Regions from separate parts of the Homo sapiens genome. Here region 1 is linked to region 2. The links are chromatin contacts, found by Hi-C in ENCODE. All regions are on one chromosome and are shown on one strand. Each heading gives the region's core, a stretch centred on a gene start or an enhancer-like site at or near the end of the contact. The rest is flanking DNA. Distances are from core to core; before and after follow the strand shown.

Region 1 (3,531 bases), core at 966-3,465, 1.3 Mb before region 2:
GGTTGAAACCAGCATGGCCAACATGACAAAATACCACCTCCACTAAAAATACAAAAATTAGCCTGTAATCCCAGCTACTGAGGAGGCTGAGGCAGGAGAATCGCTGGAACCCGGGAGGCGAAGGTTGCAGTGACCTGAGATCGCGCCACTGCACTCAAGTCTGAATGACAGAGCGAGACTCCATCTCAAAAAGAAAAAAAAAAAAAAAGAAACAGAAAAGAAAAGAGGGTAATTTTGGACTTCGGTGAGGGCTCAACCACCTTAAATATGGCAGGTTGCAAGCACACAGCTTGCAGCACCCATTCACCAAATGGAGTAATGCTAACCTTCTCAATTTTTGTCAACCATAAGACAAACAATCCTCCTCTTCCTCTACAATTTCTTGACAATTATAGCACCAATTTTGAGCCATTCAAAAACCAGGTCTGTAAGACACTGGATAAAATGTATGAAGTCAACAAGAACAACCATACTAGATTTCAGGGGTAATCACAAATCCTCATCCTAACTGCTAAGTTTGTTAGCTTGAAACTTGAGGGCACCAATACCTCCCAGAATTGTTGGGAGACTTTAAAAGCAGAGTTTCTCAGCCAGGCGTGGTGGCTCACACCTGTAATCCCAGCACTTTGGGAGGCTGAGGCGGGCGGATCACCTGAGGTCGGGAGTTTGAGACCAGCCTGACCAACATGGAGAAACCCCATCTCTACTAAAAATACAAAATTAGCCGGGCGTGGTGGTGCATCCCTGTAATCTCAGTTACTTGGGGGGCTGAGGCAGAAGAATCGCTTGAACCCAGGAGGCGGAGGTTGCAGTGAGCCGAGATCGCACCATTGCACTCCAGCCCGGGCAACAAGAGCGAAACTCAGTCTCAAAAAAAAAAAAAAAAAAAGAAGGAAAGAAAGAAAAGCAGAGTTTCTCAACCAAGACGCTGTCGGCTTTGGGGGCCGGAGAAGTCTTAGTTGCGGGGGGCTGTCTTGGCCATTGTAGGATGTTGAGCAGCATAACCGGCCTCTACCCACTACCAGAAGCACCCACTCCCCACTTTCAACAACCAAAAATGTCCCATACATTGCCAAATGTCCCCGGGGGGTCGTGGGTGCAAAATCACCTCCAACTGAGAGCACTACTGCTTTAAAGAGATAGCAATAATGAAAAGATTAAAGCATCAAAGCACTTTAGAACAGGAAGGGATTTTAAGGAGCCTGAGAACCCGTGATTCTCAAACTTTGCTAGGTATCAGCCTCCCTGGGGAGTTTGTTAAAAATGCGGCACCTGGACCTCACCCCAGACCTATCAATAGAGTCAAGTGTTGGGTTCTGCCCCAGCACCAACATCCTCATTCTACAGCTAAGTTAACGTCGGCCAGAGAGGGAAAATGCCTTGCCCAAGGTCACAGGGCGAGTTAGAACCTGGACTCCAAAACCAACCAAGCCCTTCCTTACAACAAGGAGAGTGTGCTATTCTTACGTCTTTGAGGCAGCAGAACCTAAAAATGGTTAAGACGGTGCATTCCGGAGCCAGCCGGCCCGAGTTAAAATCCCGACTTGGCATTTATCAGCGGGGCGGCCTCGCACAAGGCACGTAGCGTCTGAGGACCTGTTTCCTTCTCTGTCCAGTGGAAAAGTAACAGTACCTACCCACCAGCGTTATTGGAAAGGTGAAGAGAGAAGATATTTAAAAAGCCCGTCGCACGGTAAGCACTCGATACGTGTCCTATTATTAGGACTGTCCCACACCTGCAAAGTGGAAGGGGTCTGGGGATCCCGGGGACAGAGGGCTGGAAATGGGCTCAGGGAGGCGAAACGACCCCCGATTCCCCGAAGTCCCCACCGGGAGACGGACCCCCGCCCCGCCCCTCACCTGGCCCTGCAGCTCCTTCTCGAGCTGCCGGTAGTCGTTTTTCCAGACTAGGAGGTGCAGGGGGTAGTGGTCGCCCGCGTCGCAGGCCGAGGACATGGCGAGGAGGCCGTAACCTGGTCCTCGTCGCCCGCCCCAAGTCTCGGCCCCGGCGGGGTCTCCCGCGCCCGCCTGCCTGCCCTGAGGCCGGCGAGCAAGCGAGCGTAGGGCGTGTTACGCTGCCGGCCGGCTGAGCCGGTCGGGTGCGGGGCGCGCGGGAGGTCCGGGGTCGCCGGCCGGCTCAGGGACCAGGTCGGCCGCGCCCACCCCGCGCCCCGCGGCGTTCCCGCCCGCGCTGACAGCTCGCGGACAGACTTCTGCGGACCTAACTGCCCCAAACAGGGAAGTGCGGAGAGCGAACCACCGCATGCCGCGGCGGGGATAGGCGACCTTGGGCACCGGGTCCGGGGTCCGCGCCATTGCACCCACCTCCAGCTCACACCGAGAAACTCAGTGCAGCCCACAGAACAGAGCTGAGGCTCATTCTCTTGGCCAAAGATCTCCACGCGGAAAGTTCCGTCTACCTGTCCCCAGCTTCTTTCCCCCTGCTCCAGTAGCCCCATGTGGTTCGGTCCACAACTGGGCCTCTTCCATTGGCTCTGAAGTCAGGGGGTGACAACTGAGCCCCGGACCAAACCATTCCAGCTGCCGACACCCTTGCAGCCTTTTTGGAGCAGGACAGATGCTTCCACGACGGGTCAAAAGCCATTTTGGAAGTGGGCAACACCGGACAATTTTTGAAGGAGGAACGCTAAACCCTGGCGAAGTGGCTTCAAATACAGTATTTGCATAAAAGGGGATATTTCTACTTCATGATTTCTCAACCTCGGCACATATTGAACTGGGCAGTTTTTGTGTGGGGGTTGTCCGGTCCTTGTAGGATGCTGAGCAGTTGCCCTGGTCTTTCTCCCCACTCAATGCCAGTAGCACTCCCCAAAACATGTCTCTCCAGATATTGCCAAATGTCGTCTCGGGGAGAAAAATCGTCCTCAGTTGAGAACCGCTTCTATTTGAACTCCGAACCGGGTTATGATTCAATAGCTAACTATGGTGGTGATTTAGTCCATGTATGAATGTCATTTTTAAGCTAGCTTTTTGGATTTGAGGTTATGGCTGAAAGGACTGATAAATAATATACATATTTGACCACAGTCTGCGAATATGAAGTTTATTCTTTGAGTTTCAGGCACTATGCCTCCTTGACTCAATGAAGAACCAAATCAACTTACAGCTAGCTACTCATGGGCTTGAACTTTCTGCTGCTGCTTCAGCTCAGCTGTCTACAACTAGACCACATAGCTGGATGAAGCTATTTAATGCATTGTGAAAACATTCCCTCTGCCCTCTGAGTGTATGCACATCCAGCTCTTCAGATGCCTGCAACAACAGCTGTTCAAGAATCCCAACCTAATCCATTCTCCACAGATGTGGAGCCCAGAAGATTTGTGAGTTGTTAAACCAAAACAGGATGCAGGAGCACCAGGATGGCACCCGGAGACTCTAACCATGGAATGCGTGGGAATTCTGTGATTATTTCTCCATCACACATTTATCACACTGTAGAGATGGACTCAAGACCAGTGCTTCTGAGGCCTTTTCCAGCACTTCTCATTCTTTCAGATGCCTTTTGCAACT
Region 2 (3,382 bases), core at 839-3,338:
AGGAACTCAAAGCACTTTACCAATCTTCATTTTCCCCAAAGCACTCAGAACTCACTGCTATCAATGCCCCTGTTTAATTTATTAACTAGTGGATTTTAAAAAAACAACTTTTATTGTTCAAAACTATTGAATTGTGGGCACAGTGGCTCATACCTGTAATCCCAACACTTTGGGAGGCCGAGGTGGGAGGATCTCTTGAGCTCAGGAGTTTGAGGCCAGCCTGGGCAACATAGCAGGACTTCATCTCTACAGAAAAATGTTAAGAATTTAGCTGGGCATGGTGGCGCGTGCCTGTAGTCTCAGCTACGTGGGAGGCTGAGGTGGGAGGATTACTTGAGCCCGGGAGGTCCATGCTGCAGTGAGCCGTGGACTGCCCCACTGCACTCCAGCCTGAGCGACAGAGCAAGACTGTGTCTCAAACAAACAAAAACAAGTGAATTGTTTTTGAGCCTCACCATATGGCAGGCACTGCAGTAGGCGTTTCATCACGTTTATCTCATTTAAATAAAGTGAGTGGCAAATCTTACTGCAGGAAGGGTGCTGAATTCCTCCTATTAGGAGTGGCTGCTTGAAGGCAAAATAAAACCCATCCTTTCATTTTGTTGAGTCCCAGCAGTAGCAGCAACAGGTACTGTCGAGCGTTTATCACAAGCCAGGAACTCTTCTAAGTATATTACTATTATCCTGGTGCAAAAGTAATCGCGGTTTTTGCCATTCCTTTTAATGGCAAAAAGTAATGCCACGATCATGGCTGCTAATATGATCTCATGGAACCCTGTGAGGGAGGGGCTGTTATCCCCATTTTACAGATAAAGAAACTGACCCTTAGAGAGGATAAATAATTTGCTGTGATAGCTGTCTTAGTTCAGGTCAAGCTTGATTTAAATAACACACGTTTCTGAGGCTGACGCTTAAAATAAAAAATCCCCCTGTGAATGGCAAAGATGCCTTGCTTTGGGAAGTAAATAGCCCTACCCCACAGTCGGTTCGGTTCCCCAGGCTCTGTTTCCTCAAATCTCGGTATTTCAGAGCTTGGTGTTTCAGAAAGGGACTTTAGCTATTAACAGGACAACTTCTTCATGCTGAAGATTAGGGGACTCAGGCCCAAAGAGGTAAGAGAACTGTCCCAGGTCACACAGTCTGACGGCCGCAGAGCTGAGGCTCAAATTCCCGTGCTCCGACTTTCAGGCCTGGGCCGCCGAGTTATTAAGGGACTCTGGCCAGGGAAAGGAAGGGAGGAACCCTGAAGTTTCCATTCCCTCACCTGCGAAATGGGGTCAATCACGGGCCCTCTTTGGGGTTACGTGGGTGTGGCCCAGCCCAGGGGCGGCCACTCTGCACTAGGAATGTGACAATGGACGGTTCAGGGAGGGCTGGAACGTCGGCAGTCCTCAAGGGAGGTGGTGGTAGGGTGTGACGGAGCCAGGGCGGAGCCTCGGGAGCCAGAGGCGTGGATTCGCGAATTCGGGGCGGGGCTTGGGGTTTAAACGTTGAGATGGGGTAGTGGGCGGGGCTTGAGATGCTAGGAATAGGGTTGCGGTCCTTGGGCGGGGCTTCTGGAAGACGGGGCGGGGCTTTGTGAGGCCGCTGGGCGAGTTCTGAAGCAGTGGGAGGGGAGCCGGGCTTAGGGAAGCAGGAGGCTGGTTTAAGGACTCGGATAGGCAGTGCGCGGGGCTCAGAGGAGCTAATGTTCCTGTATTGAGGGGCTCTGGGGGAATCTTTGAGGAGCCAGGGGACGTGGCCTTGCAGAGCCTAGCGGGTCAGTGGGCGGGGCTCTAAGAACCCCGCTCCGGGGTCTAAGGAGCAGTGGGCGTTGCTCGGAGGCGCCTGTGGGCGTGGCCCTCTACCACTCAGATGACTGGAGAGCGGGGCGTGCGCTTGGGCACCGCCTGCATCCCTCGGTGCGACCAGAGGGGGCGTAGCGAGGCGTGGAACGTGGGGTGGGAAGCGGGCTTCCCCTCCGGAAGTGGGCGTGGCGCACAGCGGCCCGGCAGCCCTGGTTGGGTCCCGCGCGGCGCGGGGGCGGGGCCTACGCGCGGTGGCGGGGGCGGTGGCGGCTGCCCGCGCCCCTCCCCCGCACGGCGCTCAGTGCCAGGCTGGAGGCGGCAGCGGTTGGAGGCTTCGCCCGGCTTTGCAGCGGGGACTTCGGCGGCGGCGCCTCAGGCACCTCGGCCCGGGTGAGCGGCTCGCGCCCGGCGGGGGCAGCCTGAGAGCGAGTCGGGCGGGCGGACCTGTCCTCTGAGCATGTGCCTGCGCCGCCTGACAGGAGCCGGCGGGGCGAGGGGCAGGGCTAGGTGGAGGGGACAGTGCTGGGTGGGCGCGCGGGGCGCGGGTTCACGGGCTGGGTTGCAAGGGGTTAGGGCCGGGGGCTGCTGTCGGGGGCTCGGGGAAAGGGAGTTGGGGACCGAACCAGGTGGCGTGGGGAGCGTGAAGCAGGGTCCCTGTGGGGAGGAGGCTTTCGAGGTCCGGAACGCTCCTGGCCGGGTGCGGAGCCGCGGGCCGAGGTGGGACGAGGCTGCCCAGGGAAGGCTTTTAGGGGTCAGGGATCGCCTGCTTGGGCGAGGTGCTGGGAGGGAAGGGCTGCTTCGGGCGAGGCGTAGAGCCCGGGGGCTCCAGGCCTGGGGACTGGGTTTGGGCCGCCCCAGGGAACGAGTGGGTGGGGGCGGGTAGGGGCCGGGCTCACGTGGGGCCGGGGCGAGCTGGGCCCTGCGTCGGGAGGGGCGAGGGCGGCCGCCTGGCCTGCGGGTTTCCTGGCTTTGGGTGCGAGACCAGCTCTGGGCCCTGCAGATCTCGGTTGGGGGTCAGGCGGGGCGGGGCAGAGCTGGAGCTGGAGTAATGTGGGTGGGGGCGGCTTGGGAAGAGGCTGAGCCCGGCCAAGGGAGCAGAGGGCTGGGACTGGCTGGGGGTTGGGAGGGGAGGAACGAAGCAGGAAGGCTGTCGGATCGGGGGCCCAGGGTGTCCGAGTGAACTGGGTGATTCAGAGGTGTGTTTCCCTAATAGCGGGGCAGCTGGCGAGGGACGCAGTAAAAAGGAGCGAGGTGCAGGTGGGGCCCCGCTGCGCCGAAATGACTGAGGATGAGGTCAGACGTGGAGGGTGGGAATGCAGAAACCGAGCTCTCCCGCCTGTCCCCACCGGCGCACGCTCCCCAGCTCTCCGTCTCTCAAATGATTTGAATGTGTTGGGGGAAGTGGCAGGCTGCGGTGAGAGCTGAGAAGAAAGGGGCTTCCTCTTGGAGGGAGGCGCTGGCCCTGGCATCCTTTTTTGGGAGTGTTCAAAGGATTTTGAACGCTGGAAAAGGAATCGTAGGCTTTACTGCATCACGATTTAGAAACACATCCTATATTTGGCCGTAATGTAGGCTGCCCTTGTTTTGTGGTGTCT

The links. A loop is a pair of places that touch in the nucleus more often than their neighbours do. Pooled maps may share reads with other maps.
Region 1: a map of CD8-positive, alpha-beta T cell shows a loop between it and region 2 (19-fold over the local background). The contact joins the promoter of ANKRD13A here to the promoter of CORO1C in region 2. A Hi-C loop is called at or near these places in 2 of 168 maps with a recorded cell type or tissue (CD8-positive, alpha-beta T cell and naive thymus-derived CD4-positive, alpha-beta T cell), 1 of 37 single-sample maps with no recorded cell type and 9 of 50 pooled maps.

Annotation. Positions count from the first base shown.
Region 1 is chr12:109,998,114-110,001,644 of GRCh38, reverse strand. It overlaps ANKRD13A (ankyrin repeat domain 13A), which reads right to left and starts at 2,215. Exons shown (of 15, transcript NM_033121.2): 1 at 1,861-2,215. The coding sequence starts at 1,956. It also overlaps a transcript of GIT2 not described here. RefSeq lists silencers at 2,002-2,091, 2,102-2,221 and an enhancer at 2,302-2,491.
Region 2 is chr12:108,730,224-108,733,605 of GRCh38, reverse strand. It overlaps CORO1C (coronin 1C), which reads left to right and starts at 2,088. Exons shown (of 11, transcript NM_014325.4): 1 at 2,088-2,177. It overlaps LOC105369969 (a long non-coding RNA gene), which reads right to left and starts at 197. Exons shown (of 3, transcript XR_945328.4): 1 at 154-197. RefSeq lists an enhancer at 1,414-2,217 and silencers at 1,830-2,339, 2,530-2,809.